2 separate regions of the Homo sapiens genome follow, and region 2 is linked to region 1. Evidence: read pairs that join two places in POLR2A ChIA-PET (ENCODE). Cell type or tissue: GM12878. All regions are shown on one strand. Links, peaks and the distances in the headings refer to the core of each region. The heading gives the core; the rest is flanking DNA.

Region 1 (6,500 bases), core at 722-5,721:
GAGCCCAAAATGCAGTTGGCCTCTAAACACTGGAAAAGCTAAGGAGACAGATTCTTACCCCACTATATTCCCCTAAGGCGTAGGCCTTGATAAGACCTTGATTTTGGCACAAATGAAGCCCAATTAGGACTTCTTTTTTTCTTTCCTTTTTTTTTTTTTTTTTTTAACATTTATATTGTTTTTCCTCAGGTTGAACCATTTAGCACTTCTGACATTGAGAAATATAAGATAATAAATTTGTGTTGTTTTAAGCCACTAAGATTTTGTAATTTGTTACAGCAGCAATAGGAAATCAATGCATCATATAATAGAAATACATAAAGCAGAATGTGGCTATGGAGAAGGGAATACTTGACTGATTTCAAAGAACTCAGAAAGACTGTATTTTGCATGTGTGGAATGAACAAACTTCAGAAATTTCAAAGTAAAAAAATTGAAAACATTAAATCTTGGAGGCATTGGCATCATTAGGGGGACAAAATAGTGTAAATGCAATTCCAGTTGAGGAAATGTTTATAAAGGATGGAGGAGGAGAGAATTTCCTTTTTGCCCTCTGAAGTTTTGCAAAAAAAAAAAAAAGAAAAAAAAAGGCAGATTAATTGGTTCTATAAAAGACATATAGATTTATTTTTGATCACAGTTTTATGTAATACAGGAGCCTTCAGAATGAAGACCCAATCTCCCAGTCGGGTGTAGAAGCTTATAGAGCATCTTGATGTTACAGGAAGAATGGAGGCTCAGAGCATGGCCAAAAACAGGGTTATGTCAGTAAATTAGGATTTAGTGACAACATAGGTTACAGGAGGGAGAGGAGAGGAAATTTGACTAGCAAAGGTGGTCTTGTTATGGTAAATGAAACCTCAGAGGGAGTAGATGGCAAATGTCTCCTTTAGATCTTTAAAGGTGTCAGATTCCTAGTTGTTCTTTCCTAGATCCAGACAAGGAAAGGCCTCACTACTTTAATGTAGATTCTTTACAAATACAAATTATCCCCAAAAGACAGCTTTCAAGGACCATTTCTTGTGCTGGCCCTCTGACAGCCAACTCAAAATATGTCAAATAAATATATTTTAGGGTAAAATGTTTTGATTTTTTTTCACTGGGCACTTTGGAGGTATCGTAGGTTGATTGCAGAGGCATAGAATGCATGCAAATAGGCAGGAAAAGTAGACAGGGGCCAACTTAAGAGAGATTTGAATAATGTGTTAAATATTTTGCTTTTAATTTATCTGGAAGAGAACACAATAGAAAGATTTCAAATATTAGGACAACAGGGTCATAGTTGTGCTATAATTATGGACCCTGGAAGCCATCTGGACAATGGCTGAAATAGATTAAATAATGTCGGAGCTTTCCAGGTGAAAAATGTATAGGATTAAGACACTCTTGGTGAAGATTCAGAGAAGCAGGTTTAATTTGCACTTTCAGACACTAAAAACTAAAAAGATCATGAGATGTCTTTCCCGACATGTGAGAAACAAAGTGACCCATTCTCAACTATAAGGTACAAAACATTTTTACGATGAATTTTAAATTTCTTCCTTGGTGTTCTGATTGCAAAGTTCTAGATACATTGATCAATCCCGAACTTTATTCAGTGTGTGTGAGTGTGTGTGTGTGTGTGTGTGTAAGAGACAGCATGCTTATATATGCACACACATTTATTTTTATCTGTTGCTTTAACATATTTAGTCTATTTGTTGGATTAGAGAAAATAAAAGTGTAACCAAATCATGAGCCAGTGGCTTGCAGTATGCAGGATTCAATTGCTACAGTAGTTAGCTAGTCAGACAGGAACGGGGCAGAAGAGAACCCTTACCCACAACCAGGAATGTCAGCTGACCATCAGGTGATGGTTAGGCACTTGTTAACTATCTCTCTAAAAGAATAATTGGGCACAGCTGGCACCAGGGAAGGGCCGTCTCCCAATAGATAAGAAAAACCTGAAGCTGGTGGTCATTAGCTTCCTATTAAGATCTCAGGAGCTGGGTGAGTGGGCTCACACATATGCACTGAGAGGCAAAATTATGGTGTTTCACTGGTATATGACCTCCTAAGATGTTGGGCTGCTAATGGAAGAATGCCTCAAGTGAGCATGCGTACAACTCCTGTAAACACACTGCACATGCTCCCCTCCAAAGTACTAGCAGGCCACTGTGCATGCGGACAGCACACCCCAAGGGAAGAATCAGGGGAAAAGGAATACAAGACCCTGGTAGTATGCCAACGTACAAAACCCCAAGTCAAATGGTCAAACCACACATTTAATCTCTCAAGTCTCCTGCTTGGCCCTCTTCCAAAGTGTACTTTACTCTCTTTTTCATTTCTGCTCTGAAGCTTTTTAATAAACTTTCATTCCTGCTCTAAAACTTGCCTCAGTCTCTTCTTCTGCCTTATGCCCCGCAGTCACATTCCTTCTGAGGGGGCAAGAATTGAGGTTGCTGCAGACCTGTACGGATTTGCCCCCAATCACACAATGAACATGAGTGAGGTCTGGTATACAGAAAGTAATTTATTTCCAAAGCTAGCTAAGGTGAAGACACACAAGTGTCTCACCTTTAAATATACCACTTCACCTTTAGAGCCGAAAGTGGGCATTTTTGAAAGACAGGAGAGCAAGTGACCAAGGGGTCAGGGGGTCACTTGTTAGCTCTGGTGTCTAATCTACTGAACATAGAGCTGGTGACTGCTGGTGCCTTTGATGGCAGGACTAAGCTGAAAACTCCCCACATGTGAAGGAGTTTCATAGAAACTGGCTTTTATTTCCGGCAACAACTCTCGGTGGGTGAAAGTCCCAAGGCAACCCCCTGGAGGGTGAGAGTTCCATGTTTTAGTCTGCAAACTGACTGTTAACTCTCAAAGAGAGATCTGTCTTGGAGCACGTAGATGAAATTGCCCCATAGGCAGTGTTTGGTGAAGGGGAAGCAAAAGGTTATCTTTACATTTCTAAAGGGCTAAGTAGGAAGTAGGGAATGAGAAAATAAGAGAAAGAGAAAAAAAAATGTCTTAGAAAAATGGGAGTATTCAGTTATAAAAGGAAATATTAGGAAGATAGAATGGACAGAATTGGTAAGATAGATTTCAAATGTGAGAAAGTAAAATACAGGACACAGATATTTTGATTTTCTTTTGTTTTTCTATTTTTGGAGCTCAGAAGACAATATCCTAAAATGAAGGCAGCAGCAGCAGCAGCAGCCTGGGAAACAAAAGTTCTTCTCTGATCTTCCCCTGCCTTCCGTTCTCCAACCCCTCCCTGACTGCCCCCCAATCCCTGACACAGAAACTAAAATCCCTCTTCCCCAAGCGAGAACATAGAAACCCTTTTTCCTAAAAGCCAGCCATAAAACCTAAAAATATTCTATGTAAAAACTGGCCATAACAGGAGCTCAAGGGAAGCCTGGGCAACATAGCCAGACCCCATCTCTACAAAATAAAAATTAAAAATTAGCCAAGCTCTGCATGCCTGTAGCCCTGCTACTTGGGAGGAAAAGGTGGCAGAATCTCTTATGATCAAGAGTTTGAGGCCACAAAGAGCCATGATTGTGCTTCTGCATTCCAGCCTGGGCGAGAGAGCAAGACCCTGTCTCTGAAACAAAAATTAAAGAAAACTGGTCATAAAGAAATTATCTGACCTACTTTGTTTGATTATAGGTCGTTTAGACCCCTATTCCAGAGAGGAACCTGCCCTATACTCAGAAGGAAGAATGGATGCCTAGAGAGGACAAGAAGAATCTAGACATACTAGATGTGCTGGGTTTCTCCACTCAGTCTATTAGCATTAGCTCATACTCTTCTTGTCCAATAATATTTCTACAGAGCTGTATTAGTCTGTTCTCACACTGCTAATAGAAAACATGTACATTAACATATTATAGATTACCTGTAGCCATGGGATTTACGATTTCCTTTCCAGAGAGTTATAGGACTATCTTACATAGTCTTTTTATTGAAATAATGTAAGCTTTTGATTTAGTTAGAAAATTCTAATTCTATATTGTTTATAAACTAGTAAAATAGTAATCAAAACATTCTCAAAATCAATTGTTATGAAAAGAAAAGATACATATTTGAAGTTTGTTCTTTGTAAAATTATTTCTTGAATTTTTTATGTGAAAGGTGCTAATTATTATAAATTATAAAAAAGAATTAAAAAACACTATATATATAAATATCAAATGCATGTAATATGCATATACATATATATACATGTGTTTGCTTTATTAAACAAATGTGATATTATACTATGACAGATTTACATATTTGTATATCTGTTAGAAAAACACTGGGAAAACATATGGCAAATTTAAATAAAAATTACCTATAGATAACAGAAATTTTAGTACTTCATTTTTTAAAAAATTCTGAAATTAACATGAATTACTTCTGAAATCAGAAAAATGACATTAGAAATTATACAAAAATATGTAACATGTATTTGCCCTTAAAAGAGTTTGTGAGCCCTTTCTATACTGTCATTGAAGCAGCCAATCAGATAAGTTAGGTTTTATACTAGATCTACTTTGTGTTTAAGAGGTGTTTTGACTAAAAATCCAATATGCAGAACCATGATTTGATGTTTCTATCACCATATGATGGACTATGTTTAAACAATGCAAATTATAGATTCAATTCACTGACAGCACTGATTTTTTGACCTGAAATACTTATGCCAAGAAAACATAAGTAGGAATCAAAATAAAAATTTTTTTAAAAAAAGAAATTGGGGTTTGTGGTAACAGAATGGTCTTATTTTTCTTGCATCAGTTATACAACCATCTTTATTTGCCATTTTGTAGATACTTGAAAATTGTATTTATCACAGGGCATTTTCACATTTTTAAAAAATATTTTCTGTTCCTTGTGGCCCATCCATGTGTTAAGGCTTTGACAATCCCTGGGGAGGATCCTGAGGCCTTTGTGGCTACATGAACCATAACCTACACCTTTTATCATATACAAAAATAAATCAAATAGATCATAGACCTAAATGTAAAGTCTAAGGCCATAAAACATCTAAAAAGCTTGCCACAAAGATTTCTTAGCTGTAATATAAAAAGCAAGAAACATAAAAGAGAGAAAAATGATAAATTGGACTTCACTGAAATTAAAACTAGATTTTTGAAAGGAAATATTAAGAAAATGAAGAGACAAACCACAGAATGGAGAAATGTTTGCAAAGCACCTGATAAAGGATTGATGGCACCAGACTACATAAAGAACCATTATATCTCAATAAGAAGAAGATACACAACACAATATAGAAAAGAGTAACTGATGTGAACAGATCCCTCAGATAAATGCACACAAAACGTAAATAACTACAAAAAATTGTTCATCATTACATCATTAGGGAAGTGAAAATTAAAATCATAACGAGATACCAATACATACCTATTGAATGGCTAAAATAACAATATTAATAATAATAATACCTGAAAATATCAAGTGATGACAAGGATGTGGAGCAACTAAAACTCATATACATTATTTGTAGAAATAAAAATATCATATAGCCCCTTTGGAAAACAGCTAGATAGCTTCCTATAAAGGAAAGTACATGTTTACCATATGAATCAACAATTCAGTGCCTAGGTATTTACCCGAAAGAAATGAAAGCATCTGCAATAAATTCTCCATGCAAATATGCATAGTAGCTTTATTTATAATTGCACAAATTGAAAGCAACCCAATTATCTCTCAACTAATGAATATATAAACATATGGTGTCATAGTCATAATATGGCATATAACTCAAAGTGGCAATAAAAGACTGAATGACTGTTAATGCAATGACATTATGGCTATCAAATGCAGTATAATAAGTGTAACAAGGCCCAGATCAGAAAGCAACATACTCTATAATTATATGACTTCAAAGGGGCCTTTTGAGGGTGATGAGAATGTTCTACATCTTGATTGTAGTGGTGGTTATACTATTTTGAATATTTGTCCAAATTAATAAAAGTGAACACACAAAAAGATTAAATTTTACTCCATACGAATTATACCTCAATAAACCTAATTTTAAAATACAGACTCCCAGAAAATAGATATATCACTAACTATACATGTGGTGATGATATAAATATTCAGTTTTGTTCTGTGGCTCAGTCCCACAATTTATTCTTCAATGAAATTTAGGGTTTTTCTTTAATGTTTTCATTTTTATGTTTCTTAGAAATCAGTCCTTACTTTTTTTCCTGCCACTACACCCTAATCGACTTAATAATAGCAACTTTCTTCAAGGGTCCTTTCTTGAGGAAATTAACTTCTTGGTGACTTAATTTCTTGGTGACCTCATGGATATGCTGAATTGGAATGAAGTCTACAGACCTTCTACTGGACATCTTTCAATTTCTCTGTGGTCATTTTTTAATCCAACTTCTCCAGCTACAAAAAGCTGATCTTCCATCAAAATTTCTGGAAAGTACTGCTGAAAAATCCGTGCTTACTTTCACTCATTACAGCTTATATTATTTCATGTATAAAAGTAGCTTGGA
Region 2 (5,000 bases), core at 1-5,000, 69 kb after region 1:
AGTTTGAGATTAGCCTGGCCAACATGGTGAAAACCCGTCTCTACTAAAAATACCAAAAAAAAGGCCGGGCGCGGTGGCTCAAGTCTGTAATCCCAGCACTTTGGGAGGCCGAGGCGAGCGGATCATGAGGTCAGGAGATCAAGACCATTCTGGCTAACACAGTGAAACCCCATCTCCACTAAAAATACAAAAAATTAGCCAGGTGTGGTGGCGGCACCTGTAGTCCCAGCTACTCGGGGGGGCTGAGGCAGGAGAATGGCGTTGAGCCCAAGAGGTGGAGCTTGCAGTGAGCCGAGATCACGCCACTGCAGTCCAGCCTGGGCGACAGAGAGAGACTTCATCTTATTAAAAAAAAAAAAAATTGTATATATATACCAAAAAAAAAAAAAAAAATTAGCTGGCCATGGTGGTGGGTGCCTGCAATCCTAGCTACTTGGGAGACTGAGGCTGGAGAATTGCTTGAACTGGGAAGGCAACCGTTGCAGTGAGTTAAGATCGCGCCACTACACTCCAGCCTGGGTGACAGAGCGAGACTCTATCAAAATAAAACCAAAAACAAACCAACAAAAACTATAAAATATGTTAAAAGCTGACTAAGAAAAAGACATACAACCTCCAGAAAAACAATGTGTAGATTGATAGCTAAGTTCTCAACAGAAAATATGAAGCCAGAAGATGATGGGTGGATATCTTCAAAGAGTTGAAAGAAAATAATAACAACATTGCATTCTATTTTCTTTGAAATTATATTTCAATTGTAAAAGTAAAATAGATATATTCAGACAAAAACTAAGAGATTTTTGTTAACTATCTGTTGTAAATGATACATTAAGAAAAATATCTACAATAAAGTTCAGAGATACAAAAATTTGTGGAATTGAAATGTAAAAACCAGTGGAATTAAAATTAGAAAGTGTAAATGAATCATAACTATAAAATGCAAATTCTTTTTATACATAATAAAATGTATGGCAATCATAGAATACACAGGAAGGTAAATAGAAATATGTTCTAAGGACACTGAATTGTCTGGGAATTTAGTAAAGTGCTGATCATTATTTCAGTAATTATGCTGTAATGAAGTAGATAGACATTAAAAGTCTCAAGTTTTAGTTTAATGGAATCATTGTGTGTCCCCTGGTAGAAATATATATTTTTTTAAAGTACAGTCTCTAAAGCGGCAGAGCCTAAAGTCACAGAAACAGAAGCAAAAATGTTTTTAACGGATCACCAGGGATAAAAATGAAAGGATCTATTTATTTACACATCTTCATGAGATTCATAAATATGAAAGAATAGCACCATAAATTGAACTCTGATTTAGTGCATACAGTAGTACATCCTGCGGACATTGTTCAAGCCCTGCAAAGTGTTACCACCTACTTGGCCCTGTATCTGGGTCTTCAGAAACAATTTCACTTTTCCATTCAGACAGTTGCTTCTAGTTCATGGGGAACATAGTGAAATCAATGAAAACCATGAGCATAAATCTATGGCCACACTTCATTTGCTGTAAAGTGAGGTCCCTGGTCGTAAGTGATGCTTCTGGGAAAAATGATAAGATATTCTGTATGTCCAAGGATGTCATAAATACCGAAAAGGCAAATCTACATCCAGAATATATGTCTAGTACAGTAAAATCAGAGAGCTGCCACTTCCATAATAGAAGTAGTCCAACTTAATCCACCAATGGGTAGATGGCTAATAACCCTGGGGAATAGTGCAGTTTGGGGGATGCAGTGTTGGTCTTTGCTCTTGGAAGACTGGACACACAAAAATAGCTGCAACTAGATGGGTGTTGACAAGTGGAAGTCCTCATTCCTGAGAATATACATAATCTCATCCCTGCTAATATGGCCACTTTGTCCATGAGATAATTGGAGAACAATAGCAGTGGCTGAGGAAGGAGACTGATTTATTTTTCCAGGATAAATCATCATGAATATTAAAATTCTCCTGTACCGAGATCCATCTGTCAAAACTCTATACAAATTATTTGGTTTCTTGGGAGTACCTTTGTTCTTCTAATGCACACCCTGGCTAAATTTCTTGATTTTCCTTAAAGTTTCCTTCCTTAGAAACTGATATCTCCTTGCAGTTACCTTACTGTCTCCCTTTTCTGTGAGGTCACTGTTGAAATGTGGATTGTTGTAAAGCCAGGGACACATTCGTTTCTTAGTAGATTATAATTAGATCTGCAGATGAAGGCCATGGGTTTGAGGGTAAAATCACTGTCTCCCTGGGAATTTAATTACCAAACACATGATAAGTTCTACTTTGCCTGCCTTACAGTAGTTTTAAGTACTATTTTTCATCGTCAGTATCTAACTAGGAAGCGTCCTCTTTGATCAGATGATTACCTTTTTTAAGAGAAGAAATGCTTGCAAAATACTACATTGCTAGTTGAATATTCCTAACGTTTTTGTCCCATAGGAAAGAATGAATTAAACAGGCCAAACAGATCAACTTTAAATTGAAAAAAAAAACACAAAAACAAACAAACAAAAAAAAACCTTATTGTTGCCAGGAAAGTAGATGCATAAATGCCACTCTGGTATCCTGGCCATCTTAAAGGGCAATTCTTCTTGATATGGAGGTAGTAAGTATAACATATTCAAATTATCTAAACGATAGGAATCATAATATTTTATGCTTTTTCTAGCAGAATTATTGGTAAAACAAGAATACTTCTAAACATACCTTCATTCCACGTGTTAGAAAGCAATATTGGGGGCCAGGCACGGTGGCTCACACCTGTAATCCCAGCACTTTGGAAGGCTGAGGCGGGTGGATCACCTGAGGTCAGGAATTGAAGACCAGCCTGGCCAACGTTGTGAAACCCCATCTCTACTAAAAATACAAAAAAAATTACCCGGGTGTGGTGGCAGGCACCTGTAATCCCAGCTACTAGGGAGATTGAGGCAGGAGAATTGCTTGAGCGAAAGAGGCGGAGGTTGCAACGAGCTAAGATGGTCCCACTGCACTCTAGCCTTGGCAACAGAGCGAGACTCCATCTCAAAAAAAAAAAAAAAAAAAAAAAAAAAGAAAGAAAAAAAGCAGTATGGGGATAGTTCTCCCACATGTCCTCCTCTAAGCTCACTCTTAAATTAAGGTCCATTCACTTCTTCCCTCATTCAAGGAATTCCCCACGAGATCTATCCACAAGTATCAATTTTCTTAATATTTTTTGATTAAGTTGTTGGAGAAGCCATGCTATTGCATTTCAAATGAAGCTTCCTTTACACTTTGATGTTCAAAATCATTGTGTACAAAAACTAAAACCTATTAGACAATATTTATTGGTACTCCCTATCCTTCTTTACTCCACAAAAGGTATGCCAGGGATTTAATAAGTAATTGGTATAGGATACATTGAGCTTAGAGAGCTGATGTGCAGTTGAAATTAAGAAAGTTTTATACTATGAATTTGTTCATATGTGTTTACACTTAAGTTCACGTAGAGCAACAATTTCAAGAGAGGTAAATCAATAGCAAAGCAGTTAACATCAGGTTCCTTAGGATTTTGAAACAAAGATTTTAGCCATCAGAGGCCAGAGTAGATAAATTTAGCAAGATCACATTAGTATAATTATTATAAAAGAAAATTTTACTTTTTCCATATGGTTAAGATTATTGGAAGGAGTTAATAAAATACATAGCATGTTTGTAATTAAGACACAAACTCTAATTAACTTAGATCCTGAATGGCTTTTGCTAAGTCTGTCTCCACAGGCTCTCAAAGAAACCTGATAACTCTGGAGTTAAATTCCCTAATAAATTATAAAAGTAATTAAGGACAAGAAAATACAGAATATTTATAAGTGACCAAATCTGCGCAGCTGGAAGAGCTAACACCAGGTCTCATAAAACATCATGTGTATCCGGCAGGGTTAGAGTTGTCAACTTTATATGGTAAAATTGAGTGGAGACGAGCAGCTTTCATAGGAAAATAGCAACCATGGTAGGCATATCTTACTTATTTTGGAAAACAAGGGAAAATTGGTATGTTTCCTGAAATATTTATTGATGATTGTGTTTCAAGCATGATAGAAGAAGACAGTTATGACAGAAAGACTAAGGACATATGGTATTTTACTTAAAGGAGCTCAGAATCTGTACAGGTAACTTCATTAATAAGTACTGTTATAAAAGGATACACAGAGAATTATTTAAGCCCAGAGAAATAGGATGTTACCCCGCCCGAAGGAAGGTTATCAGAGAACGCTTCCTGGAAGAAATGACACGTGAACTTATTCTTGAAATATGAGTAGAAGGTCTTAAAGTGAAAAAGCAGAAGACAGGAAGACAGTATCTCAAGCAGGTTTTTCAGAGTAAGCACAGATAGAATGGAGTAAAATGGCTTGGGGCGTGCAGTTTTTCAGTACACCGATTAAAATAATGAAGCCAAGAAGTGCCATGAAGAAAGGCCAGAGATGTGGGCAGGGGTCATTTTATAGAAGACATTTTATTCTAAACAAAGAAACTTGAAGCCTTTTAACAAATGAGCTCCTCGTCAGAGTTCCTTGTTTGAATGCTCACTTTGCCAATAGATCAGGACAGAGGGAAGAAAAGTTGGTTAGGGTGATAAGTAAGAGTCTGATATAGTCAGGGAGAATACAGAGAGAAGGCATGTAGATTCAATAAATATTTAGAAATTAGCATCATTAGACATTGATTTGGATGTGGGAAATGAGAGGGTAAAAATAAGAAGTCAAGGATATTTTCCAGGAGGAGAAACAGACATTTAGAGGTAGAAGAAAGGGTTTCTCACTTTACCCACTAGACTTAAAGAAGCATTACTGAGCTAAGTTTGCAAGCTACCTTGGGAAGTCTAGCCCTGTTCTGAGAAAGTACAAGAAATAATTCTGGCTTTTGAAGACTAGAGTATATAGCTAGAAGAAGGTTTTCTTGAAACTAGGCTGTTTGGGGCCAAGTAAACTAATTTTTTTAAACTGAAAATAAGTGATTCTGGAAGTTGACATTCTATCTTGTTTTTGACA

Evidence for each region. ChIA-PET counts read pairs that join two places held together with the same protein. Peaks named below come from ENCODE experiments on the same cell type or tissue, not always from the same donor. Only the 100,000 strongest peaks of a DNase experiment are listed, where the experiment ranks them.
Region 2: POLR2A ChIA-PET joins it to region 1 with 9 read pairs; 2 of 35 experiments call an interaction of 5 or more read pairs at or near these places.

Annotation. Positions count from the first base shown.
Region 1 is chr9:22,910,979-22,917,478 of GRCh38, forward strand. LOC105375990 (a long non-coding RNA gene) reads right to left here. Exons shown (of 2, transcript XR_929515.2): 2 at 6,107-6,500. Among named protein-coding and RNA genes, the nearest start is that of LINC01239, 270 kb to the left of the region's middle. In GM12878, for the core only: no CTCF peak of the experiment used is centred there; DNase peaks (open chromatin) are centred at 2,243 and 2,753.
Region 2 is chr9:22,980,409-22,985,408 of GRCh38, forward strand. No RefSeq gene overlaps it. Among named protein-coding and RNA genes, the nearest start is that of LINC01239, 340 kb to the left of the region's middle. In GM12878, for the core only: no CTCF peak of the experiment used is centred there; no DNase peak of the experiment used is centred there.